4 separate regions of the Homo sapiens genome follow, and regions 1, 2 and 4 are each linked to region 3. A link is a loop called in an ENCODE intact Hi-C map of the cell type or tissue named here. Cell type or tissue: PC-3. All regions are shown on one strand. Each heading gives the region's core, and the rest is flanking DNA. Links, peaks and the distances in the headings are about the cores only.

The links. Hi-C counts contacts between places; a loop is a spot of excess contacts. Peaks named below come from ENCODE experiments on the same cell type or tissue, not always from the same donor. Only the 100,000 strongest peaks of a DNase experiment are listed, where the experiment ranks them.
Region 1: it touches region 3 in a loop (8-fold over the local background); 2 of 110 quality-filtered maps call a loop at or near these places.
Region 2: it touches region 3 in a loop (6-fold over the local background); 2 of 110 quality-filtered maps call a loop at or near these places.
Region 4: a loop joins it to region 3, with 2.3 times the contacts of the local background. A loop is called at or near these places in 2 of 110 quality-filtered maps.

What each region holds. Positions count from the first base shown.
Region 1 is chr3:156,858,886-156,866,850 of GRCh38, forward strand. All of the region lies in intron 3 of LEKR1 (leucine, glutamate and lysine rich 1), which reads left to right. Among named protein-coding and RNA genes, the nearest start is that of LEKR1, 37 kb to the left of the region's middle. In PC-3, for the core only: no CTCF peak of the experiment used is centred there; a DNase peak (open chromatin) is centred at 3,656; H3K27ac peaks cover 1,678 bases.
Region 2 is chr3:156,689,974-156,697,938 of GRCh38, forward strand. TIPARP (TCDD inducible poly(ADP-ribose) polymerase) reads left to right here. Exons shown (of 6, transcript NM_015508.5): 3 at 4,047-4,215; 4 at 5,892-6,052. Among named protein-coding and RNA genes, the nearest start is that of TIPARP-AS1, 18 kb to the left of the region's middle. In PC-3, for the core only: no CTCF peak of the experiment used is centred there; DNase peaks (open chromatin) are centred at 3,378 and 4,748; H3K4me3 peaks cover 1,409 bases; H3K27ac peaks cover 3,667 bases.
Region 3 is chr3:156,780,812-156,788,776 of GRCh38, forward strand. The region is part of intron 1 of LINC00886 (long intergenic non-protein coding RNA 886); the gene reads right to left. Among named protein-coding and RNA genes, the nearest start is that of LINC00886, 32 kb to the right of the region's middle. RefSeq lists an enhancer at 7,544-7,613. In PC-3, for the core only: no CTCF peak of the experiment used is centred there; DNase peaks (open chromatin) are centred at 1,720 and 3,520; H3K4me3 peaks cover 602 bases; H3K27ac peaks cover 3,852 bases.
Region 4 is chr3:156,705,035-156,712,447 of GRCh38, forward strand. TIPARP (TCDD inducible poly(ADP-ribose) polymerase) reads left to right here. Exons shown (of 6, transcript NM_015508.5): 6 at 1-1,736. The coding sequence ends at 97. It also overlaps the pseudogene METTL15P1. Among named protein-coding and RNA genes, the nearest start is that of TIPARP-AS1, 33 kb to the left of the region's middle. In PC-3, for the core only: no CTCF peak of the experiment used is centred there; no DNase peak of the experiment used is centred there; H3K27ac peaks cover 1,035 bases.

The sequences.
Region 1 (7,965 bases), core at 1,499-6,498, 78 kb after region 3:
TGAAGTTTAGTTTTTATTTGCTTTTTAATCCAAGAAATACTTGGAGGAATGTTTTTAAATTTCTAAATGGATAGGTTGTTTTTTGACTATCCTTTTATCTATGTCTATTTTTATTCCAGGTTGAAGAGAATATAACCTATTTGGGAGACCGTATTAAGAGTTTAATAAACAATAAGTTTTGGAAATATTCTGTAGTTACTCAAAAGTGTACATAGTCTCCTTTTAATGGATATAACTTTGTAATAGATCCATTAAATTACACTGGTTAATTGCAGTATTCAAATTACATATATTTGTACTTAGTTTTGTCAGTTTCACTTGAAAAATGATAAGGGAATATTGAAGTCCTTCAAAATGAATATGGATTTATCAGTTTCTGTCTATGTCAAAATTAAGTTCATGGGGGTATATAAAACCATCTTTTTAGATTTTATATGTTTTGCTGATATAGAATATCCTTCTTGACCTTAAATTTTTCTAACACTGGATTAAAAAAATTATAGTTTGTATCTTTACACTTCACAACGTTTTATACTGACTTTTTAACAAATTAATAAACTTTATTTTTTAGAGCAGTTTTAAGTTCACAGCAAAATTGAGTGGATCAGAAAGTTTTCATATAACACAGTCCCCACACTCACACAGCCTCCTCTTCACACCACAATGATACATTTGTTATAGTTGATAAAGCTACATTGACACATCATCATCATCCCAAATATATAGTTTACATTACGTTTTACTCTTGGTATTATACATTCTAAGGGGTTTGACAAATGTATAAAGACATTATCCACCATTGCAGAATACAGAATAGTTTCATTAATACAGAATAGTTTCATTCATACAGAACAGTTTCACTACCCTAAAAATACTCTGTGTTCTACTTATGCATCCTCCTTCCCCGTTAACACTTAGCAACCACTGATCTATACTGTTGGTGTTTGGCTGGAGTACGGCAAGTACTGCCAAGAATACTTTCTGTCATTCAGTCACCCTTCCCCTACTCAGCTAGGTGGATTAAATTTTTCTTGGAGCTCTTTTTTGTCTATGGCTGTTGGTGGTTCTGGGTTGGAGACTTCGACAGCACCTTGTCTGGGATATATGAGAGTCAATAAGAAAACTCATGGATTTTATTGCCTTGGTATTTATCAAGTCCGAAGGTCCCTAGGCCATCTGCCTTCTTTCCACTTTTCAGAGTCTTTCTATGCTGCTTATGTTATGTTCGGGGTGTTTCAGTTGTAAGGAGGATCTGGGAACAATGGGACTACTCCATCTTGGTGGAAATCTTGGGTTGGTTTTTTAGTCAAATTAAATATTATTTTGAGTAACTTAGAATATTTCTAAAGAAGGTAATTGGTTAAATTCTCACAAATATCAGTAGATTACAGAAGTCAGTAGTTACACAATAAAATGCATCTCTAAGTGGCTGTTAAACATTTCCTCTTCAGTTTCTCCTCCGCTTATGCCAAATTGAGACTGTCATGTGGAGAGTTAATCCACAGTAATGTAGGCTTGTTTATGAGGGACAGCACTTAAGAGTTCGGTTGGCAATTATCTCATGTTAGGTGAGCCAGATAAGTCAGTTTAGAGCAGTCAGCCCAAGGATAGGGCTACCTAAGGTAGGTACCAAAGGTCCAGAGATCCAGACTGAGTCTACAGTTTGAGACCAAATTAATGCAGAGAGTGTGTCTGAATTTACAAATGGAGAGAATTGGAGGAAATAAGTGTACCTGGCTGGAGTAGAGGGTGATGGGGCAAACAAGGCAGCTTTTGTTAGTCATTTTCCTTCCTTGCTAAACCTACCTACCTCCAACCTAGACTGGCTGGATCAGTTAGGAATACAATCTATAGTAAGTGGCTTAAATGGACAAAGGTTTATTTCTTGAAGGAAGAAGAAAGGGTATGGGCAGCTTAGTGATGTCACCAGGAACTCAATCCCTTTCTATCTCTCATTCTGTCTTGCTCAGTAAGTAGGCTTTTAGCCTTATACTGGTCTTATGATTTCATCATGGCTTCTGTATCACCAGATATCATGTTTAATTTCTAGGCAGGAATATGAAGGGGGAAGCAGTCAGGGGAAATGCTTATATTAGGAGATCAAAAACTTTTTCAGAAAGTTTCACCTTATGTGCTATTGGTCATGACTGCAGAGGAGTCTGAGGCATTGGCTGCAGGGTGTTGGCTTGTTGCTTCCTGAAACAATATCAGGTACTGTTGTAAGGAAGAAAAGGAAACAGACACTATCAGGGCCTGCCTCACTGGGCCATTAGATTTTTCTCCAGAGTATAATGTGTATGCTTAATTTCATTCACTGAGAGGAAGAAAAATAGTATCTTGAGAAAATAAATACATCAACAACTCCCTTTATAAAAGGTCTTATCTTTTATACATGTCTCATCCAGGCTTCTGCTTTTTGTACTTTTGCAGCACTTTTTGGTGTTTATGGAAGTAGTGTAAAGGGCATTTATGCTAAAAATGATTGGGACAACTTAATTTTGAATAATCAAGATTTGATAGAACAAAGAACTGATGCAGAACTGTAGTTCTTATGGGATGGGGCCTACTTCCTAGGGAACTATTTTCAATCTCTGGGGCCTTTTCAATCCCTCACATCTCTCTTGAGATTCTGATTTGCCCATTTTGGGGTGTGGTAAGAATTCCTACAGTAAAATGAGGACTGTTACTGATGGAAGTCTGCTTGGGCATAGGAACATGGGAAAGGCAGGGAAAAAACGTTGAGTACCATTGTGGAAAAACATTCATTTTCAGGCCATTGAAAAATGGCTCCAGTAGACACAGGGCCATTAAAAAATAATTTTAAATCTAGAAGTTCATATCACTTTTTTTGTCTAGATGTGTAAGTATGAATTTATTACATTGATGTTTGTGCTATGCATTACTTGAACTTTGAGGAACCTAAACAAGCTTATTTATAACATGTAGATCTAAGATCAGCTAATCTTTTTATTATCTTTTCATTTTTCTCCCACACCAACACTAGATTGTGCTCCAGACCAAAGTCCTTAGGTATAGAACATACTATTTTCTTTTATTTCTTCTCTCCATGAACATGTGCAAACAGTAAATAGAAGTTGACAGGGGTTTTTACTATCAGTATAAATAATGTTTACCTGGGTTTCCTTGTTACTAAAACTGGCAAGGTTAAAGAGATTGATACTTATTTAACAATATTGATAGACCTATGTATATGTGTATATCTTTTATTACCAGCATAACTTTGAAAGCCCTTCGTGTATAATTATGATGTTGCTGTAGCAACATGGTTACCAAAATAAGGTACATTTTTTTTCTGCTTTGTCTTTTTAAGGCATTCTTTTTCTCCCAAAGCTTTTTAATCAGCAGTTTCAGGCCCAGCCACTTATTATTTTTTCTATTCACCTTTCCACTTTGAATTTCCCTTGCTTAAAATTAGTTACTTATTATTATAACAAATAAAATAATTTTTATTGGCATAAACATAGTGGGAATTATAAGAATGAATTCGAAGGGAGGCAGTGTATGATGTGGTATAGAGTACAGGCTCTGCTAATACCTAATCCTATGACTTTGCCCCTTAATCTTTCTGTGCTTTGGTTTCATCATCTGTAAAATGGACGGAGAAAGAGCTGCTTCACAGGGATGATACACACATTACTCATTGCTTGGTAGGAATTCAGTTACCTTTCACTTCCCTCACCTTCCTTTTTCCTTTTTCTATGTTTGTTAACTAAGGTTAGTAGCATACTGTTTCTCCCTATAAACATTGTCACTTTCATACCTAACTTGGATATCTAAATATTGACTAATTTCACAAAGGAAGTTCTTGAGTCTAGGAAATATCCTAATCTCAGCTCTCCCACAATTAATTCCAATTTAATTGGTGTTTTAACCAAAGTCTAGCCCAGCTTTGGTTAAGTTCGCAGCCGGTGGAGTTCCACTCAGTGGAGTAGAGATTTTATGGAAAGCATAACTGTAGAACTTAATTATTACTTTTATTTATTATATCCCCTTTCTTTGCAGAAAGGATATGCAGTGATTTAAAAGGGCATAATAAAATTATCAACATAGGAGGGAAAAGGGAGGGAGACGTTGGACAAAAAACAAGAATTTGAATATGTCGACCTCAAGGGTCAAAAGTTAAGTTTGGCTTTCCAGCAAATCCTTTTACCTGAGCTCCAGGGATTTTCATACTCATAGCCTTTTTGTAGGAGTAGGAATAAGGCAGGGGTTGGGGAGGTGGGTTTTTTGTTTGCTTATTTAAGCAAGGCTGACTTTAACATTGGAAGAAATCCCCAGGAAGTCTAAGCGAGATAATTCAGTAGAGTAATTAGGCTCTGGTGAGAACTTCTACTATCTGTGTATCTGAAGCCAGTCCTAATAGGCAATAGGTGGCCACCCCGTCTAATGCTGGACTCCATGCTGCTCTTCATCAAGGAGGCAGCAAAATTATTTTAAAGAATGCACCTCTGGCTTGTCTTTCAGTTAGCTTTTCTCTTGACCCTCATCCCTCCACCCATCTCCTTACTGCCTCACTTACCATAACGCCTGAACAAACAAGTCAGATCATGTTATTTTAGCTTAAGAACAGGTTAATTTTTATTTGTTGCAGGTTTGAATTAATGCACCTTCACAAAAGTGGACAATTTGAATTTTTCTCAGATTCTTTACATATTATTTACATATTTATAACTGGGAACAGCTTTCAAATTGGAGAAAAATGAATTAACTCATTGACTAAAGTATGATCCACAACTCTTATATCCATTTTACAGATGGCTAAGCAAACACAAAGAGATTAAATAATGATGCTCACACAGCTGATCAAATTCTTTATCTTTCTCTTTTATATGATATCACTATTCAGGTTAGTTGAAGAAACCAAACAAATACAGCTATGGTAAGTTATGGTAGAGTGAAGAGACTGTCATTGGAGGCACCTATTTTAAAAGGACAAGGCACACCAAATCTTGAGCCTTGTCTTCTTGGACTGAAGAAACCCAGTTGTACAAAAAGCCATCCAGTGTTAGCAACTCAACCAGGGTTGGTTGAGTTGACAGAACTGTTAGGGAAGCTATCCCTAGAAACATTGTGAAGAACTCAGCAAGAAATCTTCATGTGTTATTTGCCACATTTTAAACTAAAGTGAAGATGTAGTGAGATGGAAAATTATTTTAATCAACTAAAGTGGCTCCACATTTGAAGTCACTAATTTAGACATCCCATTCTTTGTGTACTTCTCATTGTCCAACTTGATCAGTTTCATTGCGTCCTGAAGTCTGCTGATGCCTCTACCTTCTCTCTTTCTTTTTCTGTTGTCACTTTCTTTCTTATCCAGCTTAGATGCCATGTTTGTTATGTCAGTCATCCTTTGACAGTATCTTCAAGTCCCATTTACATTATCCTTCCATCGTATCAGCTGGAAAAACTCCTAATGTGGATGACTCCAGTTAACCACACTCTTCATACAAGTACCCTGGCTGCCAGGAATCTGGCAGTGCCTATTATTTCCTCGTTTTATGGTATTTTCATCTTTTCTTTCTCTACAAACTCCTTCTTTTCCAACAGTATTTCCTCAGGACTCCAAATAAACAAATGAAATCTTCACTTAAACTGAGGCATCTTCCAGATACTTTCTTAGCTCCCCCTTTTCTTGCCATTCTTACTGAATAAATTACCTGGACTTACTGCTTTCATTTTCTCACATGCATATATCCCTCAGTTCACTGTAATTTGGTTTCATTCATCAACATTTCAAAAAAAGTTCTAATTCAGATCATCATTTATTTCCATGTTACTAAATCCAAAAAGTATGCTAGTTATTTGTCTTTCTTGACTTCTTAATAGCATTTGACACAGTATTTTACCCCTTTTATCTAAAACACTCTTATTTCATATCATATTCTCATTTTTTATGTGGCCTTTCATGATACCTATTGCTTTTTATTGTCCTTTTTTGGCCTCTCCACTTCCTCCTGCTATGTAAATACTGGAGACTTCCAGGGACCTGTCCACAGCTCTCTTCCATTTTTATTCTACATTCTCTCTTCAGTTTCCAGTTGCTTTTATTCAGCCCTGAAGCTTTAGTTACCCTCTCTTGAGGTAGGCTTCTGAATCACCACTTGCACTTCTAACATTTCTTGTGAGCCCCAGACTAATCTCTTCAGCTCTCTTTTTAACATCTTCACCTGGCTGTATCACAAGCTTTAATGTGTCCCCAAGTGAACTGTTTATCCTCTTTCTACTTGTGTTCTACCTGCTACTCTTGTGTTCCTAACTTTAGCATATGTTACCCCCATCATCACTCTGCAGCATTAAGGTAGTGTTGAGGCTGGGTTTTGAATCAGATTGCCTGGATTTGAATCCTGGCTGCACCAGTTATTAGTAGCTTGGACTTGGGCAAATTACTTAAATGCCCTTTGCCTCAGTTTTCTAGTCTGTAAAACGGGAATACTAATACTACCTTTGTCATGGAGTTACTCTGAGTATTAAATGGGGGTGTGTGAGATTTGTATCTTATATAGATTTAATAAAACATATGAATGGCTTATATAATGTAATTATGATTATCATCCATCCTGAGCATTATCTTTGATTCTTCCCATATCACCTTCCTCTTAAATATTTCTTGAATCTGTCCATATGTTTATCAATTCATTCAACCACGATGCTAGTCCATTCTTTGTTTGCACATCTACAGTCATCCCTCTATCATCTCCCTCTATCATTGCCCATTTTCAATTCATTCTTTATTCTGCAACCTGGTGGTTGTGTCAGAATGCATATTTGATCATTGTATCTGTCATAGGTTCATGTTTTCTTTAGAATAAGGCTCAAAATCTTCTCTATGGTCTGAGAGTCTGGGTGACCTCTCACCCTTGGTTATCCCTCGAGCCTCACTCTCTTTCAGTCACCTTACACGTTTTTTCCTGTTTTCTAAGAGATTATCTACTTCTTTTTGCTACCTCTTTCTGCTAAGAGATTATATACCTCTTTTTTCAGGGTTTAGCTGAGATGCCAGATCATCAGGAAGACATTTGCTGACCTCTAATGGGGTTCCCATGAACATCCTTTGTTTTCCCTTTTATAATGCTCCTTAAATACAATTATTTGTTTAATGTTTGCATTCCTGGCTAAGTTCCATGAAAACCAGTCTGATTCTTTGCTTTATCTATTTCTATCACCTAACAGTGTCTGGCACATAGTAATGCTCTCAAAATATTTGTTGAATTAATTCATTTATGAGCAGATATGAAAAACGTATGCTTGCTATGTTTGAGGAATTCTCCTTTGTCTGATATTTGTAGGCAGAAGAGCTTAACTTTCTCTCTAGATGCTGGAAAGGCCAGACACTTACTTTCTAAACCTACCTTGAAATTAAGGATGACTTTCTGTGAAGGTTCTGTTCAATGAGATGTGAGTGAAAATCTGCTGGGGGGTTCTGGGAAATTTTGCACCACCTCTTTCCTTTGTTTCTTCCTTTTTCCTCTTCCTCCCCAAAATGCAGAGGACAGGCTGGAGGCAGATTGGTCTTCTTGCAATGGTGAGATTACTGTGAGGATGAGCATGACATTTTAAGAAAGACAGAAGAATTCTTAGTCGTTGATGATATCTTGGTGTCCTTGTCCCCACCCTGAAATGCCTCTCTCCAGACCTCTTACTATGTGAAAATAATTAACCACTATATCGTTAATATACTATAGTCTGGTTTCTGTTATATGTAGCCAAATGCAATCCCTGATAGGTGCATGTAGTGCTTACATAACTTATTTGGTACCTATTGATATGATGTTTTATGATTGTAAATCAGTGGGCAGATGGCTGGATGGCTGGCTGGCTGGATGGATGGGTAGGTGGATGGGTGGATGGATAGATGGGTGAGTAGGTAGATGGATGGATGGACAGCAACCAGTAGATTATAAACTACTGGAAAAGAGAGACCGTATTTTATATTTTTTGTATTCC
Region 2 (7,965 bases), core at 1,189-6,188, 91 kb before region 3:
CCACTAGATTGGTGCTCTGTGTCATTTTGCCTTTTTCATTTTCTTATGGCCAAAGCAGAGCCCAGTACCAAATTAATGTGTCTACTTTAAATTACTTTGCTTTTTTTTTGGTCTCATTTTCTTCTTGGTTACAAACACTTTATAAACAGAGAAACTGCCTAAAATGGTTACACTCTTTACTGAGCTCCCAAATGTATAAACCCAAGAGCTATTTATCTGAGAAAGAAGTCGTGTTCTTACTATTTTCTGTTTCATTTAGCATCTTTTTCTTTTTTAGTTTTGGTTTGCATTCCAACTGTTTATTATTCATGTCATAGGTCCTTTTTACTTTCTTTTCAGGATCTTAAATACTAAGATATTAGTATACTTATTAAAGAAATATGTGCGGCATACTTTCTGACTTAATGTGGGTGTTGGTGCTCTATGCATTGGTAATGTATGTCGGAAAATGTTGGCTTAATTGGTATGTGCAGATATTTGTTGAATAAGAGGAGAACCATTGTTATAAAGCATCTAAATTATGAGAATGGGCGTCCTTTTCAGCATTTTAAATTAGTGTTGTATATGGATTCTTATAGTGGGATGTGTGGTGGTGAGATGTGGAAAAACAGAATTGTTAATATTTCAGCGGTTCAAGTTCATTCTTCCCTTAATAGCAAAAATCAGCAGTCTGTTCACAAGGTTTTGTTTTCTTCTGGTTCATGATAGGGCTGTATCTTAGATAAAACAATACTGATGGATTTAGCCATCTGATACAAATAGCAAGATATAAATCCTACTGTACAGTGGCTATTACCCATACTCTTTTTTGGCTGTCCCTCAGTAGAGATGCCTTTAGACCAGATGGGGTTTTCATCCACAAGGATTATTGCACCTTGCTTTTACAGAGACACCCCCAATCTCTAGCACTGTCTCTCTTGCTCAGTTTCCAACATCCTGTATTTACTGCTTTGACTCTAACTTCATCTGCTCAATACTGTAAATTCCTAACCTTATATCTTAAGGCTCTGACACCCTGGACTTAAACGTCCACAGTTTGTTGCCTGAAGTCTCTCACATTGCTTGTTTTACCCCCTTATAGGAATTTACAGGTTCCCATTTCCTCATCTCTCAGATACCCCTGTTTAGAAGGTCTCCTTTTCCAACTAGTACCAATCCTGTCTCCACCCGTCTTTCAAGAAGCAAAGTGCTTGGAGACCTCTTTTTCCTTGTTCTTACAGCTCTTTACTTACAGTGATATTTCCTGTTATTTAAACTGCTTCTAAGATTCTTCTTCTTGCAGAAAGCTATCTTGGATTGATAAAGTAAAACCTCTTAATTTTCCTGACCTTTATCCATTACTGGATGCCAATAACCACCTCCTCTCCCATATTGCTGCATGTTTATTCTTTGTCTCTTATTTCCTGAATGTACTTGCCACTGGTGAATTTAGATAGGCAGATGTACTGCTTCTTTGGCTTACATTTTGTTAGTTATTCCTTTCTTAACGCCCCTGGAAGACAGGGACTACATCTGTTTAATTCTTCGTGTATTGCCCAGTAGAGCCCACCATCACGATTATCATACATAGATGACTCATAATTGCTTTCTGATAATAGGAAGCAATAGTTTGATAAAGAAGAATGTGGTGGCTGTTGAACATTTGGCACCCATATTGCACACATTTATGCTGATGCAGATTGTGGAGAAAAAAACCTCTTGGCTTTAGATTTTTAAAGCATTCCCTGTTTAAGGGAGAGCAGGTGGTAAAATTAATCTTACAAAAAGATAATTTAATGTTTTTCAAATTTATGATTTTTGTCTCTGTCAAGTTTAGAAAAAGCATATTGAAAATCAAATAGAGCTAAAACAGTACTTTGATACATCAATCCAAAGAACAGTTGATTGTAGTAAATTAGGATTTGTCGTAGAAACTTCATAATGCCCAAAGGACTGACATGCACAGAGAATGTAGCAAAAGCTGCAGTTGTAGATGTCTTTCTCATGCAAATCATTATCTATGAAGTCTCAGTAATACAGGCTTAAACAGAAATTGCTAGAGTGATGTCCAGAATAAAATCTGACACTAAACAGCAAAAAGCATTGGCTGTTTATATTATAATGCATGTTAACATAATGACTGCTGTTCTAAGAACTCCTTAAAGGAAATACTGAGGATTTGTGACTCATAATTGGGAACAGTTGCTGGGCGATAAGCTTAAAGGGGGAAAAATATGTTTAGAAACTTGAAACAATCTTAACAGGGAGAAAGTTTTTTATCTCACTTCCCAATCATAACATCAGATTCTCCTAAAGTTAATGAAAATTGCTTAAGGCAACTTGATATGAAGTTTAATTTAGGCATAGGAGTTCCAGTTTACAGGACTTTTTTTGTTTTTTTGTTTTGTCGTGTTTGTTTCACTTTTTAGGATTTCCCAGAAACATTTTTCTATTTGAATTAAATATTCCTACTTACCATAAATCATTTTAAAACAGTGGCCAAATATTATTTTAAACTACATTATATTATCTTATTTCATACTTAATTAATATTATATGTTGTTTTTGAGACCATATCCAACTAGTTAGTACTCTTACTAAGCAAGAAGTTTGGGGTTTATTGGCAAGATCTTTAGGAATTTTAAAGGAGTATACTGCTTTTTTGTAAGTTCCATACTTTTTGGCTTCATCAGTTGGTTATATGGTTGTTTTTTCAGTGTAGAACCTGATTCATAAATTGTGAACATTGGGATAGAGGATGGCAAATATTTGTATAATCTGTTTTTCAAATATTTGTCTGCAGAATCTTTTGTGCACAGAATACCTGTTAATAGTTTTTGAAACAAGTATTCTAAGAGCAGATTTTGGAAAATGTGCTAGCTAGCAAAACCCGTAGATCAAATTTTTTTTTTTAGACAGTTTCACTCTTTTTGCCTAGGCTGGAGTGCAGTGGTGCAACCACAGATCAAATTTAATATCCTTTTCAAAATCCTAATTTACAGCAAGGAAATAAGTTAATTATTGGGAAAATCTGTCTCAACACCTAGACTTCACATGTACCAGTCTTTCTGAATGCCTGTAGATCTAGAGTATTTCCTGTGTTGTAGACATCCATTTAGAAATCTGTGGTACACTATGCTACAATATCTGTGCTGTTATCATATATTTAATTTTTTATATTTTCTTATAGTAACTTTCAAACATACACAAAAAAGAAAAGAGAGAAGAGTATAATGACCATTATGCCAGTTATTTGAAATAATGGTTCAAATGTTTCAAACTCTAGGTGAAGTTCCATAAAAGAGGAAACACAAATGTTTTTATTGGACTACCTTTTATAAATTATTAAATGAGTCTGATTCATATAGTGGGACTTCCCTCCAACAGTATGGAGACATTTGTAAAGGAATGATTCAGCAGCAGTCGACCAGATAATAAGATGACCAAAATATTCTCAAAGCTAAACCTCATAATAATCCAAACTTTTTTTTTCTTCATGTTTTGCCAACATTTTTCAACCCACAGGATAAAAGATAATATTGATGTTGGGTGGATTAATACTGGCTTTATCCGGATTCATTTTATTTTTCCCTTCTTTTATTCTGTCTTTGATCAGGCAATACTGTGTATTCCTGTATTGGCTCAAGTAAACTGATGGCCTCTGAAAAAAAGGTCAAGCTTGAAGAGAAATTTTCTGTCTATGTTTAGTTTCTACATATAGCATCATAGTAAAACTGACTCCCTGATTGGCTGAGGCCAGCCCACTGTAGAGTGGAGGGTGGGCTTATTTTGATTGGGTTAGGCCAGTGGTGCTGTGGGGTTAAATCAATCTTACTATAATTCCATGGCCTAGAAATTTTGGTCTTGATTAGAAAGGGCATGTAGGAAATGGATGCTGTGGAAACAACCGGCAATAAATATGCTTTTACTCCAAGTAAAGCAAGTTTTGAAAATTCTACAACAGGCTATGCTATGTATTTTTAATGTCCAATGATATTTTTAGATATTTCTGTTTTACAAATTTATTAACAGGTTTTTGGGTTTTTTTTGTTTTTGTTTTTTTTTAGAGGACAAGAATTTTGGGCAGATTTGAATGCCATGAACGTGTATGAAACAACTGAATTTGACCAACTACGAAGGCTGTCCACACCACCCTCTAGCAATGTCAACTCTATTTACCACACAGTCTGGAAATTCTTCTGTAGGGACCACTTTGGATGGAGAGAGTATCCCGAGGTATTTACAGATTCTTTGTTGACAAGTACATTTTTCAAATTTATTTTTTTCTTCCTGTATTCTTTTATTCTTTCTTTACAACAATGACTAGGCAGAACTATGCATATAATCAAACAGCTTATGAATATAAAATTGAGTCTCATTGATACAAGAAAACTTTTCTCTTTTTCTTAAAATTTATTTCTTTCCATTAATTTGAAATCCAAAGATAGCATACCACTATTATCAGATAAATAAAATGCTTTCCACAGAATCTTGCATTATAGAGATGAAATATTTTGACCTGTTGCCGCCTGTGGAGTAATTTTCACGACATGAGAATTGGTATAACTTTTGATTATATCTGGCTCTTGGGCTTATGGAGATTGGATCAAGTGTTACACTTAGCATTTTAGAAGCCCAATGGAAACAATCACTCATGTCTCTGGAAGAAGTACTTGAAAATGTTTATTGAGCTGTGGTCAGGGAAATCAGTTATTTACAATTTTCTCCTATGTGCACTTGCATCCTTAGTCTGAGACAGTGATAATAGCCCTTCAGTCTCAAAGCAAGGTTTTAAAATGATGATGGTTTACTTTGCTTCTGAATGACAATTCTGAGTCATTTAAACAACCTCAAATGGACTTTAGAGATTAATTTCACATTCCAAAGATCTGACTTTTTCAATTTAAGTTCATTTCCAGCATTACAAAAGGGGGGAACAACTTATCTACCTTACTTTTATTTTTAAAGACAATAGCAAAAGAAAAAAACCTAGTATGTTAATTATTGTTAAACACAATATTAAACTAAGTAAGTTTAAGTAATCACTAGTATCTACCTTCCAAAGAGAATACAAGGCTGTTTAAAATGTACTCTCAGAATACTTGGTAATCACTAGTTATCTACCTTCCAAATAGAATACAAGGCTGTTTAAAATGTACTCTCAGAATACTCAGACTGTTCCTGTGTTTTTCCTCTGAGAAGTTTTTTGGGTTTAGAGCTTGAACTTTATATACCACCACCTTTTCAAATTTTATTTATTTATTTATTTATTTATTTTGAGAGAGAGGTCTTGCTCTGTTGCCCAGGCTGGAGTACAGTGGCACAATCATAGCTCACTATAATCTTGAACTCCTGGGCTCAAGCAGTGCTCCTGCCTCAGCCTCCCAAATAGCTGGGACTACAGGTGCATGCCACCATACTCAACTAATTTTTATTTTTTATTTTTTGTGGAGACAGGATCTTGCGATGTTGCCCAGTCTAGTCTCGAACTCCTGGCCTCAAACAATCCTCCTTTCTCTGCCTCCCAAAGCGTGGGGAGTGGCTCACAGGCGTGAGCCACTGATACTGGCCAACATCACTATCTTTAATTCCTCTTTTGAAAACTCCCTTAAGAAATATGAACGAAAACTCTCTATGATATTATTAAGGCTCAAAATAGAATAAAATAGTTCCCTGGGCCCCACATGTTTTGTAAGGTGGAAATCCATGCCTTATGAACAGGGAGCATCTTTCCACCCTACATACTTGGAAGGGAAAAAAAATCTTAGCATATAAAGGGAGTTATTTAGACTCACTGTACTTTATTGAAATTCCTGTGAGGTTAACTTTTGCCTTTGGTTAATTTTCATTTTTAACCATGATTATTAACTTTCCTTTTTTTTTTTTTTTTTGTTCTGTTTTCTCCTCCATAGTCTGTCATTCGATTGATTGAAGAAGCCAACTCTCGGGGTCTGAAAGAGGTTCGATTTATGATGTGGAATAACCACTACATCCTCCACAATTCATTCTTCAGGAGAGAGATAAAAAGGAGACCCCTCTTCCGCTCCTGTTTTATACTGCTTCCATATTTACAGTAAGTGTCGAGTATGAAGTTGCAATATTTACTCTCATTTTATGTAAATGCATTCCTGAATACTAGAGATAAAAAATAAATAAGAGTCTACCTTGGTTAGTACTCCTAGAATGTGAAATTCCAAATTAGTCTTTGGATTTTAATTCCTCAACAAATTGAGTGTAAATAAGCTACAATAAATCCAGTTACACTAGAAGAATGAGTAACTTATTGGATTTTTTAGAGTTAACATTTTTCCACAACTAAATATAATTGTGTCTGGAATGAGTCACAGAACTTGCATTTACCTCCTTCATGGAAGATTTTTTCCTTCCATGAAACTACTTTCAAGATGAGACCCTTCTATGTTACAGGACAACTTAGCCAAACTGCCGGGGCAAGTGAGGAGAGTCCTACAAGGTGATTTCTTGTTTTCCTTTTACTTGAGGGAATTTGAATGGGGAAAGTTCACCTTTTCAAATAATTTACATTCTCATTTGCTAGGTAAGCCACCTCTTCTTGTGATACTCACTAAAATTACTTGTCATACTTACTAAGAATACAGTTTCTTAATGTAAGGTTAGGACTGAACTCACTCTTCTGAATTGTAGGTGAGCTTTTCTTCCATTTTGCCAAGAGTTGTTTCTTCCTTTGGTCTCCAGACAACCCAGTGGCACATCTTTATAGATACCAAAAGGTGGGGCACATTACCATTCACATGGCCACCTTTGAAAATTAGTATCTCTAGGGAAATCATTATCTACTCCAGTCAGATATGCTATTTTTAGAGACTGATTTTGAAAATGGTATAGGTTTACTTGGTTTTATGAACTTTAGAAGTCTAGCGTAATGGTTGGTTTTTTTGTGCTGATCTTTGAGGAAAAGATACCATTTTTATATTCCTACTGTTTTTATTTTAGCTCAAACTGTTTTCCCTAAGTTGTTATGAGAAAATCTTAGTGATTCTAATCCCATGTTTGGAAGGGGAACAGTAAAAACAAAATACAAATAAAAATCCCTGAAATGATCAGTATCCAAAAGAAATTTGTAGTAAGATTAATCTTAGAAATATATATTGGATTGGGTTAAGTGTGTTCTTTCTTCTAAGTGCCCGTTAGAAAAATTTTACCTTGTAGGGTTTCTTAAAAAATTAGAACTAGTAAAAATGCCATTTCTGTGATTTTACTAGCACAGCTGGAGATAGTGTCAGTGTCCAGTAGTTAGGAATATATTGTCCTCCTGGTGAGATAGTAGAACCCATTAGTGAGACCAGCAGCTTGGCATGCTGAGCCAATCAAGCAAGATAGAACTTCTGTGTGAGGGTAAGAATGCAAGTTCTGCATTGTTGGAAAGTTTCGGTGAATGGTGAAAATGCGTCTGTTTTTATCTCATGATAAGTAATTATGGAATATGCCCTCTTTTTTTTTTTTTTTTGAAGCTTAGGCTTGTTTTGTAAAAGTATGAACTATAAAGATAATATAAGCAGCAATACAATTAATGCCACAAATATGCCTTCATTATACAGGCATATCTTGTTTTATGGTGCTTTGCTTTATTGTACTTCACAGATAATTGTGTTTTTTACAAATTGAAGGTCTGTGGCAGCACTAGGTCAAGCCAAATCTATTAGTGCTGTATTTTCAACAGCATGCGCTCATTTTGTGTCTCTGAATCATATTTCGGGTATTCTTCGGATATTTCAGGTGTTTCATTATTATTGTATCTGTTATGGTGATCTGACCGGTGATCTTTATGTTACATTTGTTTTGGGGTGCCAAGAACAGCACCCACATAAGACGGCAGAGTGTTCAAGTGAAAGGAAGAGTTACACATCTCTAAGTCAAAAGCCAGAAATGATTAAGCTTAGTGGGGAAGGCATGTTGAAAGCTGAGATAAGCCAAAAGCTAGGCCTCTTGTGCCTTAACATTAGCCAA
Region 3 (7,965 bases), core at 1,630-6,629:
TTGAAAACACAGACATTATCTTGTATGAATACATTAAATTGCTCTGTCCCAACCTTATCCACATTCACTGGGACAATCAGTAGAGTTCTTTGAGCATTTAATGTGATCTACTACATCTTTAGGCAGGGAAATTCATTACTAGCTCAGAAATACAAACTGGTGGTTTATTGGACATTGCTTATGAATCTGGGCTTCACCACTAATTGTGTGAATTAATTAACTGGTCAACTAATTCTCCAATATGAAATAAGTGGGTTGGATAAGCGGCCTATGATGTATTTCCCAGCTCTTGTACTCCCCAGCTCTTGTACTCAGAGTTTTTATGAACTATCATTGCGACTCCCAATTATCTTGTTGGTAGGTGCATTTGGAACACATAATAATCCTTTTAGGTCTCGATTAAATGAGATCATGTTTTTTTAGTGGCTTAGCCAGTTTTGCTTCCTTATTTTTCCCATGTTGCTTTCAGTGCTTAGTACCCTAACCCTCTAATACTGTTTTTTTCCTCCAAATTACCACTAAATATATGGTGACCTGTCATTCTGTTCTGGCTAGTCTGGTCATTTTGTTTTGGGTCAGGGAGAGGTCTATTGCTAAAATCAGTAGAGAAGAAAATCTCCCAGGGGTACTCTACAGCATCCCAGGGACCAAGTCAACGGTTGTCAGACTTAGGACAATCAATATGCCTCTGGTTAAACTAGGTGTTGGTGCCTGGTCCTAAGGCCCTATGAATCCTTATGGGGAAACTGATTTCAGAACTTAAATAGATGCTTAGGACAGATCCTCTTTCTTGGAGCTTTTGAGTAGAGTCACACAAGGTGGGCCACAGACAGAAGAGAGCATCAGAAACTCAGAGGCATGATGTGTAAAGGCTTAAAACAGAAGCAATGAGGTAGGAGAAGACATGAAGTGGAGAAAAGTTACAAAAGGAAGCAAAATAAGGAAGATAAGAGAATGGCTGAGTCACAGTAATTGTACAGTCACTAGATAGATAAACAAACCTGAGGTGATGTCCAGATGACCAGAGCTCTTGTCATACTGTGAGAGCTTCAGAACTATTATTATACCATGTTCTAGTTCTCTGTGAGACCGGGCCACCTACAAGAGTCTTCTTGTAGCTCCATAGTTTTCCATGTGTTTTTCTAACAATTTCTGTCTCCTCAAGTAACCTAAGTATGCTCTGTACCTTGCCAAGTAAAAGAGCCTAAGTAACACGGTATCTTTGTCAAGTCCACACCCTAAACTGTTGGAGTGCCTGCATATTGCATGGGAGTAAGCACGCATACAGTGAGCCAGCATGCAGTAAGCCTTCAGTAAAGTTTGCTGAATAAAGCTGAGGGGTGTGTGATTACTTTGGGAATGACTGAGTCCATGTTAGGCTGGCAAAGAGTATTTCTATATTTGGATCAAGGTGTACCCAAAGTTATCTGAAAACTTGCGGGCTGGAGCAAAAGTGAAGCTTTGTGAGTAAGTGAAGGAAGAAATAGTTTAAGTGCAACATTACCAAGAAGGGCCTCAACTCAAAATATTTTTGCCTCCAACTTGCCATACTGCCTAAAATATAGACACGATATTAACTCCTTCAATGGAAGGCACTGGCTATCTAAGTGCTCACTTATAAAGTATTTATGTTCAGAGACAGGAGTAACACGTAAAACTTATCATATTTCATATCTTAGTGTGCATTCATTCAGCAAACGCATTTCTAGCAGATTTTTATCCTACGGACTGAGGAAATATGACTCTTGATGGTGTCAGGTCATGGAGTGTTGGAAGGTGGTACTTTTGGAGCATGGAGCACTGCTGAAAGAAATTAGGATGACCTAATTCTTGTGTGGAACAATATACATTCTGGTTACTCCTAGTGAAGGAAGAGGGAAGGAAACGGTAGGGATGTGAAATTCTTCCAGGCCTCATTCTAGATGACCCCAATTACCACATACAATACAAAAAGGGTAACAAGGATGATATGTGTTATATGACAAAGATTCTAGGTTTTGAAATAAGAAGATCTGAGCTTTATCCTCTACTGCTGTTTAATATATATGAAACTTAGGATTTCTGGGCTTCAGTTTCTTCATTTATAAAATGGGAGATAACAATATATCATTCTTCAGAGGGAGGTGGTAGAAACCATCTGAGAGAAATGGTGGTCAAATGATTTCAGTAATTGCAAACTGCATGTGTTGCAGTTCAGCCTGGAAGGAGCAGGGATATAAGAGTGACCTTAGTTGAGAGTAGGCCCTCCCTGCTGCTAAGGCTTCCTACCTCTCCTAGACCCAGGAAGAAGTACATGGATTCACTTTTCTCCCACCTCACATGACTATGGTGGTTACTCATCAAATCAAAGTAAATCTAGAGGTTTTTGCTGAGGAAAAGTTATGCTTTCTTTCCTGATAGAAAAGAGCACTGGCATTAAAGGCACTTGAGACATTTTTTTCCCCTCATCCTTTTCTCATCCTTTCTTTTCTAAATCTCTTCCAACAGATAGGTATAGTAGTTACAAAGCTTTAGTTGCAAATTACAGAAAACCTGAATCAAGCTGGTTTTAAGTAATATTGGAAAGTTAATGGTTTATATTACTAAATGGTCCAGTGATACATTTTCAGGTAAAGCTTGATCCAGCAGCAAAATGATGGCATCTAGGGCCTGGTTTCTTCCAATTGTTTCTCTGTTCTGTTCTTCATAGTAATTACTTTATTTTAATGCTGCTACTCATCATGATCCTAAGATAACTGCCAATTGATTCAGTGCTCTTGTCTATCAGGAAAGAAAGCATAACTTCTTCCCAGCAAAAACCTCTAGATTTACTTTGATTGGATGAACTTAGGTTACACATTCCCTTGGAACAAATCTCTAGCTAGAGGAGATAATATATTGGAGAGTTTAACCTAAGGCACATTAGCCATTCTGGGGCTGAAGGTGGATTCAGTTGTCCTAAAACCCCATGGATCGCAAAACAGTTTATGGGCTGATAAAGTGAATGGGGAGAAATGGATACTGAGGAGGTGCCACTAACAAAGACCACTATTACAGGTTAGAAGAAGATGCCATCCTTATATGTAAAGCTGCAGTGTCCAAATGCTTACAGACTTTGTCATTTGAAAACTAGAGCACATATTGTTTAAACCAAATTTGGTGTGTCTACTGTAACAGAAATTGACTTTCATCAATACGCATGAAAAGCAATCATTAACCTTTGGATTTTGTGATTTTATAAAGCATAGAAATCTATACTTCTGTGCTCTCAGGAGGGAAGCTTTTTTGTTTATACATTTTGGCCATTTTCAACATGCTCTAAATTGAAATGGAGAATGTACTTTTTTTTTTCTTCTAGTGTAACATTGAATAAGTAACAGCACAATGCAGGAAGTCAGTCTAGCCACAGCAAATCTGTACTTGTTTTTGTGAGAGGATGGGAAGAATGAATATTTGCCCTGTGGCATCAATTTCCTGTTTAATGTTCTCCAAGAGGCATTTGGAAAATGCCCAGCAACACGGATGTACGTAAATGCCACACATAACTTGTTTTCGTGAGTGGAAAGAGGAGCCTATAAAATTATGACAAGTCTGGTTTACCCTCACCTCCTGAGAGTTGGTGAGTCACTCTACCTTTAACTTAATGATTTGGAGGATGGATTATTCCAGAGTTTGGCACTGGAAGAACAAGCAGTATAGGAATAGCATGGCTTTTGGCTTCTTAGCCCAAGTTCTTATTCATTTAAGGCTACTTTTATCCTAAAGTTTGCCATATTCCTGCTGGAAATTGCCAATAAGAAATGTATACGTGGCCGGGCGCGGTGGCTCACGCCTGTAATCCCAGCACTTCAGGAGGCCGAGGCGGGCGGATCACCCGGTCGGGAGATTGAGACCATCCTAGCTAACTCGGTGAAACCCCACCTCTACTAAAAATACAAAAAATTAGCCGGGCGTGGTGGCGGGAACCTGTAATCTCAGCTACTTCGGAGGCTGAGGCAGGAAAATGGCGTGAACCCGAGAGGCGGAGCTTGCAGTGAGCCGAGATCGCGCCACTCTACTCCAGCCTGGGCGACAGAGCGAGACTCCGTCTCAAAAAAACAAAAACAGAAAAGAAATGTATACGTACCAGGACAGCCTTTATAAAGCAAGCAAAGAAACAAAATCCCTTCCAAAACAGAACCTATCTTTAAGATTTGCAGACACAAATTTGTTTTCAAACCACAGAAAAACATATGTACATGCCACATAATATCTCTTAAGGCATGGGCAGATGTGCTCTTACCCCAGACCACTCACATACCAGTTTTGGACATCTTATTTAAAAGGTCATGATGTGGTTGAAGAATCAAAACCTATTTTTGTTCAACAACTAATCTCTAGGGTTACTATAGAATTTAAAACCTTGACTCCGAAAATTCAGATATAAAGAATCTGTCCTCTAACTTCCCTTTTGAGCTACCTCCTGACATAAAGATGAGAATAGTTATGATCTATTAAGCACCTAGTCTGAACAAGAAATATCTTTCTATATGTTAATGCTAATCCTTAAAATACCTCACAATTTGTTCCATATCCCCTCATCTTATAGATGAGGAAATTGGGACTTAAAGAACATAAGTAACAGTCTAAGGTCACTCTGGTAGCTAGTGGAGCTGCATTCAAGTCTAGATCTGTCTGGCCATAAAGCCCAAGCTCTTTTCTCAAATTTAGAAATTGTCAATCTAGAATTCCTAAATGGGCCTCAGAATATTCTCAAGAGCCTAAAATTCGGTGCAAATCTGTAAGTATATGTGTATATGCATTTTTCTGGGGAGAGGATCTAAAACTTGTATCAGGTTTATCAGCTATATTTACAGAGCCTATCACAGTCTTGAAGACAGTAGGCACATGATAAATATTTGTTCAATAAATAATATGGGTCTGTGACACTAAAATAGGTTAAGAACCATTGCTTTTATTATGTGTCCCAGTACTGCTGTAGCTTGTCCCATTATCTATGCTATGATTTAACAGATTTGAATTTCCAGTGCTACTGCCTTTGTTTTGGACACATACATTCATTCTTTTTTTAAAAAAAGAAGATTTAAAATTCAGAATCTAGCTGATATGCCACTTAAAACTATTTGATATTTATATTAAAAAATTAAAAACTTTTAGACAGTATTGTCCAAGGATGATTTTCCTTAAACAGATCACAACAGTGCAAAGGACTGCAAACTATTTAGACTAGCAGTACGGAATAGAAATATAATGTGAGTTCCAAATGCAAGCCACATTTGCAATTTTAAACTTTCTAGTAGTCACACTTTAAAAAGTAAAAAGAAACAGGTAAAATTAATTTTAATAATATATTTTATTTAAATCACTATATCCAAAATATTATCATTTCAACCTGCAAGCAATATCAAAGATTATTGAGTTATTCCACATTTTTTTTTTCATGCTAAGTCTTGGAAAGCCAGTGTACATTTTACATTCAATTCAGAAGGCTCCCTTCTTCATACTTGGTGGCCACATTGGCTCATGGCTGCCATACTGAACAGTGCACGTAGAGACTCAGGTGACTGAAAGAGGTGGACAAGGTTGATGAAGGCCGCAACGAAGTAGGAAGAAAGTGCAGCAGGTTTTGGCATGTGAGGAGACACTTCAGTGATCCAAAGTACAATGATGTTAGGTCAGGCCGCCAGCTCATATTGCCAAAATTGCAGCTTTGTAGATGATTATTAAGATGGGCCCAAGAAAACAGTATAACATTCAGCATTTCAGCAGAAGTCTTTTCCTATTTCCACAGTCACCTTTTCTTGGAAACAGACACGCACATGGGTGCACATGTAGGGGAAGATGTGATGCAGAGTGACTAAAGTTTCGCCTAGTAATTATAATAATTTTGTTCTTTTAACCACACCTCGAGCAAAGGATCTGTGAGGTGTTTATTTATTTATTTATTTATTTTTTGAGATGGAGTCTTGCTCTGTCGCCCGTTGCTGGAGTGCAACGGCGTGATCTCAGCTCACTGCAACCTCCGCCTCCTGGGTTCAAGCAATTCTCCTGCCTCAGCCTCCCGAGTAGCTGGGATTACAGGCGCCTGCCACCATGCCCGGCTAATTTTTGTATTTTTTAGTAGAGATGGGGTTTCACCATGGTGGTCAGGCTGGTCTCAAACTCCTCACCTCAGGTGATCCACCTGCCTCAGCCTCCCAGAGGGATCTGTGAGTTTTATTGTGTGGGGTTTAGGCAGTCTCTGGCCCCTTAGGAGAGAAAGGAGAAGTAGAGGTCCAGAGTTGCATTCCTCCATTTCACTGATAAAGGAAGGAGGCTACAGAGAGCCTGAGAGTATAGACTGCAAGACCAGACCATACCTTAAAAGAGCCCAGGAAATTCTGTTCCACACCCTGACCAAGCTTAACTCACAGATCCTGTAAGTGCTTTCTGAGGCCCCACAAAGGCTTATCCTGCTCTGTGCTGTGGCTTGCCTCTTCTGAGGCCAGACACATGGCACACTTAAAACACCTTCTGCTACCAGGCAGGGCAGTTGTGTTATCTTGAAACCCACTTTGTTGGGCCTCAGAAAGCACTTACAGGATCTGTGAGTTAAGCTTGGTCAGGGTGTGGAATTCCCTGGCCTTAAATTAAAAGCATTTATTTTAGACCGAATGGTAGATGTTTTAAACTTTAAAAGAAAAAAAAATATGAAGACCTATATACAACTTGAAGAAAACTGAGATACCATTTATGAGATACATCCAAATTATCAGAGAGTAGACTGGTGCGAGGTTCCACGTGAGTGGAAAAAATTTCTCCAACACCGTTACTCACCACCACTGTTACCAACACCATCACCAGCATTACTACTACCATAATTGTTACTATTATAGGCGGTCTTCCATATCCACAAGTGCCACATCCATGGTTTCAACCAACCACTGATGGAAAATATTTGAAAAATAAAAAATAACAATGCAACAATACAAGTAAAAAAATACAGTATAACAACTACTTACATAGCACTTACATTGTATTAGGCATTATAAGTAAACTAGAGATGATTTAAAGTATATGGGAGTATATGGGTCGATTATATGCAAACACTATATTATTTTACATAAGGGACTTGAGCATCGCAGATTTTGGTGTTGGGGAGGTGCTTCCTAGAACCAATTCCCTGTGGATACTGAGGGAAAATTGTACCACCATCATCACCACCACCAACATGCCTCTCCTTCCATTTATCTGCTCCATGTGGTTGGGAAAAGGACCTAGGAAAATAACATTTTGTGGGGAGCTTCTTTTGCACTTAGGGCTACATCTTCCCAGCAGGTTACAGGGTCATGGTGTGGTAGGAATTGGAAAGTGCAGCATCTGTAAACCAATCCACAACCCAAACAATTTTTTCCTATTCTATAATGATGAAAAGTCACTTGCTGAGCTACCATCGAACAGCAGAATAGAAAAGTCTAAGAAAGCAATTAACTAGCAGGGTGAAAATACAAGTCAGAGATGACTGCTGCTGAAACCCCATGGGGAGTAATGAGATAAGAATTCTTAGGACTTAATTCATAACAGAGACAGTCAGAGTGTGGAGGAGTGGATGGGTAGGCAATGACTCATGTTCCCTGCCCAGGGTACAACCTCAAAATAGTGAGACTGATCCTACAGGCATATATGAAAACCAGTCTCAGAACTGCACTCACTAGTCATGGATGATCTTTGTGCTGGTTAATTTCTAAGACTGCTTTTGTAACAGAGTGGTGCCCTGATCACAGCTAGTTTACAATCAGAAGCAGCTGAGGAGGCTGGTTCTTCAACATGTATGATCTTGAGCAAGCTTCCTAATTCTCTGAACCTGTGTCTTCATCTGCAAAATGAGAATAATTCAGTATAAATTAGAAAATGCATAGTTAATTACATAGAATCTTCAAAACATATTGGGAATGATGGTGATAATGTGGACCTTGTTTACTAGCAGAATGCTTGCCTTATCTCTAT
Region 4 (7,413 bases), core at 1-5,000, 77 kb before region 3:
CTTTGAGCCTCAGATTTTTGTCATTTTTAATGATGACCAGAGTTACCCTTATTTTGTTATCCAATATGAAGAAGTCAGTAACACTGTTTCCATTTGAAAAATCTTGGTACTGCTAAATTATTTGATATGAACTCAATCCAGCATTTGTAGCAGGTTTTGAATGGGTGGGACTGGGTGGGGAACAGCATTGGACATTAATAGGGCACTTTTCAGACCCATTTTTTAAAGTGCTAGAAAATGCTTTTTTTAAAAAAAAAATACAAGTTTTAAAATGACCACTTACTCTTTAATTATTTACTAATTGCTAGTGTACTCAGTGTGGAAAAGACTACAGATTACACACTCTTTTCATTCACACTTGTACATATAGACAGCAATGTTATTAGGAGCATTAAATTAAAAAACTGAACAGCCTAATTTAAATGTGGCTTGGGCCTGGTAGAAGTTTGACCAAATGGAATGGAGGCTGTGAGCAATGTGAGGATTCTATTTATTTATTTACGTTTGATAAAACTTACTGGAACTAGTACTACCATGCGTATTCCCTGTCCAAAGCATCACTGCTTTGGTATAGTATAAGTTCATGAAATTCTGGTGGGTAGAAAGAAATTTTTATTTCTATCAGCAGTACTAAAATGTATCAGCCAACCAGAGAACATCAGTGACTTTAACTTCTGCAGAGTTTGCCCCAGAATTCAGAGTTCTATTTAGAGGAAGTTAAAACAACAACAAAAAACAACCATTTGAAAAATTTTTGTCACCAGCAAAACTTTTCACTAATTAGTGATATGAAATGTGATTTTTGTGTTGTTAAACTTCAGCTTTGGAAAACTCAGTCTCTTTCATTATCATCCATTCCAATTTGAAGGAGTTGGGCAGCTAATTTGGTTAAAGGCAGTCTTGAGGGTTAGAAGTATTACTTCCTTTTCGGGTTCCAGACCTAGCTTGTGACTGAAAGTTTTAGAAAAAGGAAGTACATCTATAGCCAAATTGATAAGGTTATTACTGTGTTTTGCACAAAGTATATTAGCAAAAGTATTTGCTGGAATTATTGGTAGATGGCAGTCCCACTCCTACACCTGCTTTGTCAGATACAGCTGGGTTCCCTGGCTGACTCTGTACCTTACTTACACTACTTACTTAATAGAAACACAAACTTGGAAATTGTGCCAGTGGTCCAGCTGGAGCACAACGTTTGGTGAATATGCTGTTTCCTCAGTTCAGAGAGGTAGCAACTAGGTAAACTCCTTATAAAAAGCAAATACCTGGATTTACAAAAGTGAAAGTAGTTGTTCACAAAAGAATTCGCCATGGAATTCTTTCAGTTACCAAGCTCTCCTGGTAATGTTTGTGGTTATATCATTTACACAAAACTTTTCAGGAACTTCTGTGTTGTTTAAGCAAGATGTATCTGTACTGATGTCTCAGTGAATCAGTCTGTTTATTAAGCACTTATCAGGGCTTCCACACACTTATTTATTTTGCCCTAGTTAATCCTGTTGTTTGCTGCCATTGGCATGAAATGGCCAACTGTGGCTGTTACAGTTCTTTCATTCAATTATAACTTGTAAACCAGTGACTCCTAATCTTTTTCAAGTTAAGACACCTTACCATTGCTTATTTGGTTTTATGAGACTTGTTCCTTTTTTTCTCCCTAAGGAAAAAGAAAGCTTTATGACATATTTATTTTTTTAATAAAACTAAGCAAAAATAAAACTTATGGTAATTCTTTAAAATTTGTTGTTGTTTTGGTTCCATTTAAGATCACTGGATTAATACATAGTTGGTGATCTGTAAATGTTGATTGGTTGGTTAAATGTATGATTGAGTGACTGAATGAACAGACCTAACCAGAACTTGCTGCTTAAACTTTTCTGCAGTGTGAATCTACAGAAAGTACATTATCTAGCAGCCCATTATCATTTACAAGAGAAGAATCAATATTTTATTTTGCAGGTAATACTTGGAGGAAATGGAAAAGTTTTTTTTTTTTTTTTTTTTGAGGCGGAGTCTTGCTTTGTCGCCAGGCTGGAGTGCAGTGGTGCGATCTTGGCTCACTGCAACCTCCACCTCCCAGGTTCAGGCGATTCTCCTGCCTCAGCCTCCTGAGTAGCTGGGATTAAGGCAACCGCCTCTATGCCCGGCTGATTTTTTTTTAATTATTACTTTTAATACAGACAGGGTTTCATCGTGTTGGCCAGGCTGGTCTCAAACTCCTGACCTCAGGTGATCTTCCCACCTTGGCCTCCCAGAGTGCTGGGATTACAGGTGTGAGCCACTGCACCTGGCCTCCAAAACTTTTTGAGCATCAACATGATACTGAAAGAAAATGCTCATTGGAACATACCAGATTCTGGATTTTCAGATTAGGAATGTTCAACTGGGAAATACACAAATACTTAAAAACCTGAAATCCGAAACACTTCTAGTCCCAGGTGTTTCCCATAAGGGAAACTCAATCTGTATCAGCAGACAGCTGCAGAGAAAAACATAAGCAGGTTGTCCCTTTCACTGGGTGTGAAGGAAATATAAAAAGGATTTGTATGGCCAGGCATGGTGGTTCATGCCTATAATCCCATCACTTTCGGAGGCTAAGGCAGGCGGATTGCTTGAGCTCAGGAGTTTGAGACCAGCCTAGGCAGCATGGCGAAACCCCGTCTCTACAAAAATAGAGAAATTAGCCGGGTGCGGTTATGTGTGCCTGTGGTCCCAGCTACTCAGGGGGCTGAGGCTTAAGCCCAGGATGCAGAGGTACAGTGAGCCGAGATTGTGCCACTGACTTCCAGCCTGGGCAACAGAGTGAAACTGTCTCAAGAAAAAAAAAGTGGGGGAATGGAATTGTAGAAGTCTCATCAGCTCTCAAAGCCCCTTAGATTTCAGCCAGCTAGCAAAGTCATCTGATTAGTATACATAAGCATTTCTAACAGTGCTTTTAGCCCCAGTGTAATGATTTTTATATCCCTGTAATAGCATCGTATGTTGTTTTAACTAAGTAATAACTACCAAGTCAGTCTAAATTTTGTAATGGTTCTATGGATTTAAAACATACTAAAAGGCATTCAGTAACTTCTACCAGCACAGCTGTAATTTACACCATTTCAAGAAGCTGGAACTTGCTCTTAAACTATGGTTAAGATTTCCAGGAAAAGAGAGTCTACAAACTCCCTGAGATTCCAGTCATACAATCCTATAGACAGGAAGATTTTGTATGTGTCCAAAGTTTATAAATATTGGATCCTTGGTATTATGAATCTAATACCCATCTCTGCACCTTGTTACAAACCTGTTTGTTTTAGTAAACAATTAGTTGGTTATAAAAAGTCACTAGGGCCTGATATACTTGTAAAGAAATTTTATTATATAAGGTCTGAAAATGACTAAATAGGAATCCAATACCATACTGTCAGTTTAAAGAGAGGTTTTTTCCTCCTTCATTTAAGGAAAGTAAGATTACTGCAAGATGTTTCTAGATTTCCTTAGTTTGAATCTAACAGTCAAAACACATTTTAGAAAATCCTACATAGTACTTTTCTGGAATCTAATCCATACCACGTATGTTGTTGCTATTACCATGCGGTTTTAAAAAAATAACTTAAGCTCTTCTATTGTAACTAAACTATACAGCCTTGAACAAATCACTTAACCTTACCACATGGTTAGTTTTCTCATCTTTCTCATCTTTGACTTTTTTAAATGACTATAAATGATGAGACTATCTAACTTTAAAACACTACAATGCAAAAATTTTTTGTAAAGTGCTATACAAACAACTTATAGCATGTACTTACAAATTAAAAGCCAGATACATTTTCCATTAAAAGATAGTTTTAAAAACAGTCCCATCTAGTTTGTTGATTTAAGTACTCTTATTATGGCCAAGTTAAAGAAATTAAACAGTGCTTTTTACCTTCTTTAACTTTCTAATCTTACTTGTAAGCCATCATTATAGAAAGAAAAAGATGCTATTGAAAGATTTCATCAGCATTAATTAGTTGGTCTTATTTTATTGCTTAACTCATTTCTTCACGTATCTTTTGGAAGACAACTCCTGCATAGAACTGTCAGATGGCAGCTCTTTTGAAGCTTTAATCTTACGTGAATGGAAGTGTTTGTGTGGTAGAAGTGTTTCATGAACACTTGCCAAATTCTTCAAGCTAGAGGAGCAGTGCCCAGCCATTTTAAATATGTCAATTTCATCGATTATCATAGTAATTCTTAATTACCTAATGATTTCTAAAATGCAGAATGACCAAAAGCTACCAGGAATTCAATGATTTTTTTTTAATCAAACTTGGATTACTCGTCACAAATATATATATCTACATTTGATATGTGTGATATACTTAGTCTATAGACATATATGATGCTTAAATGGATTAATGGTTCCTTATGATAATTCCAATATGCTGCTGGTGTTCATAGTTAACAGGCTAGAACCACTGGGCTAGACTATTTCTATATTCATGTTTAAATAATTTCCTTTTTTAACTAGGTGCATGTCCTTAATTATATCCAATCTTAAAATAGCCTTAAATCAGATAGCTAATAGGTTCAACCCAGTTCAAGAGCCTCTAACCCTTCTAATGCTTAGCAAGTCTTAGGTGCCGAATTGTCCATTTGGTGGGCCTCATGTTAGATACATCACGCTGCTCTTCAAAGTGTATCACAGTATATTAAGGATCTTATTTAACAGATTTGAGTGGCAAGAGTACACTCAACAGGTGCTACACAACTACATGATAATATAGTACTCGTCAATAAGAATAAGAAATTCTTGTGCAACCATCAGTTTATAAATTGTTTTTTGAACAGCAGTGATAGATTTGGGGCATTAACCTACACTTTTTTTGTCAAAGGTCTCACTTGAAGGTCATGCATTTTATAGTATTTTGGATAAGGGTTTAAGTCATAGTTTCTAAACTGGGTGTAATTAACTATTCCCTATAGAAGTAGCAATCATGAATCTAATTAGCATTAGTCTCAGTGGTCTAAGCTAATTGAATCCAGTATCTATAAGCATTAGTTCCAACCACTCATAAATGTAGCTGGATTTCTAAATGCCAGTTTATATCCATTACTATAGATTTATGACTATATTTTTCTAAGCTACAAGTTTGCAGTCTTATTTATAATTATTAATAACATAGGCACATACAAGTCAGTGCTAGACAGGAGTGGGAATGCAGATTTTGTGGGTCATTGTTAGGGGAATTCAATTTTGTGATAAATTAGTGTCATTTACTTATCAGAAAGCAATGGCTTAGTTACAAGCCTGCCCAAGAAAGTTATTTGCACAATTTGAATATGTGGCTTGTTGGCTGAGATAAAGAATGTAAAGCAGAAGAGTGCCTGGCTCTTGATATACAATCAAATTTTAATGAGTGGTAGTAAGAATAGCAGTAGTAGCAGCAGAAGGAATAGTAAGTACTGTGGTAGGCTGAATAATGGCCCACAAAAGTGTCCAAGTCCTAATCCCAAGAACCTGTCAATATGTAACCTTATATGGCAAAAAAAGCACTATTGATTAGGAATCCCGACTCCTGAGATAGGTTATCTTCTAGTGGGCCTAGTGTAATCACAAGGGTCCTTATAAGGAGACAAGTCAGAGATGGAAAGATGCTCTGCACTGCTGGCTTTGAAGATGGAGGCTGAGACCATGAGCCAATGAATGCAGATGGCCTTTAGGAGCTACAAAACATAAGAAAACACCTTCTCCCCCAGAGCTTCCAGAATGAATGCAGCTCTGCCAACACCTTGATTTTGGGACTCTGACCTCCAGAACTGTAAGTATAAATTTGTGTTGTTTAAAGTTGCTAAGTTGTAATTTGTAATAGCTGCAATAGAAAACTAATACAAATAGTAAAAATAATAGTAATGATATTGGAGAATCATCAGAGAACTGTTCCAATATAAATTAATAATTAAAACGAGCTCTACAAATGTGAAAAATTCAAAAGCCTGTTGAAAGTGTTAAAATTTGTGTGAAATTCCAAGAGTAGACTACCAGTGGCTTTCCGAAAGTGGTATATCTACATGCTAAAGATAAACCCATTTAAAGTAAGGTTTCTTCAAAGGAGCAGTTAAATACTGAATAATGGCAAGCACTACAGTTAGTCAGATAGCCCAGTAAAACAGATCTCTTGTGGAAGATGGGGGAGAATGGAAATTGGTTAGTGAAAAAGATGTAGGATGGAAAATCTTAGCATTGAGATTGTCTAATAGTAAATTTACTTTGCAGATTCAAGCGTCCTTTAAGTGTTCTTCTTATGTGGGGAAGAGAACCAAGCTAGTTAGAAATTACTTATTAACTAGCTCAGAGCCCAGGAAATTCCTTTCTCCAGGATATAAAGTAGCTTTCTTTTTTTTTTATTACAGAAAAGTTAATTTATTTTTACATGAAAACATTTTGAAACCAATTTTGTGTTTATTGAAGGATTTTTCTCATGCATATTATCCAAGATTTTTTTCTGTCAGAGTATTAGCTTCCTAGGATTGCTGTAACAAATTACCATGAACTGGGTACCTTAAAACAGCAGAAATACGTTCTCACTGTTCTGGATGCTAGATGTGCAAAACCATGTTAGCAGGGTTGGCAACTACTGGAACTCTGAGGGAGAATCTATTCCATGCTTTTTTCCTATCTTCTGAGGGTTCCCACAATGTATCACTCCAATCTCTGCCTCCAGCTTCATGTGGCATTCTCCCCTGTGTCTCTATCTTCTCTTTCTTCCTTTTTTTTTTTTTTTTTTTTTTTTGAGACAGAGTCTCGTTCTGTTGCTCACACTGGAGTGCAGTGGTGTGATCTCGCAACCTCCACCTCCCGGGTTCGAGTGATTCTTGTGCCTCAGACTCCTGGGTAGCTGACATTACAAGCACCACGCCTGGCTAATTTTATTTTTAGTAGAGATGGGTTTTCGCCATGTTGGCCAGGCTGGTCTTGAACTCCTGAGCCTCAAGCGATTTGCCTGGCTTGGCCTCCCACAGTGCTGGGATTACAGGCGTGAGCCACCATGCCCGCCCTATCTTCTCTTATAAGGAACACCAGTCATATTGGATTAAGGGCCTGCCCTGCTCCAGTATGACCTCATCTTAGCTACTTACAACCACAACCACAGTATTTCCAAATAAGGTCACATTCTGAGGCTCCAGGAAGTACATGAATTTTGGAGAGGACACCATTCAACCCAGTACATTCAGTTTCTATTTAACATAAAAAATAATTCCCATACTATACAGGATGAAAAAATGACTTATGAAATAGGTGAAAGATTGTTGAATATACAAATGTGATCTTTTCTTTTCCAATCACATACAGAGATAAGAATTTTTTGGGAATATGTCTCATTCACAAATATGTATTATATGCAAAGAGAAATTTATACATTGTTCAAGTAGGATTCAGGGAATTAACCT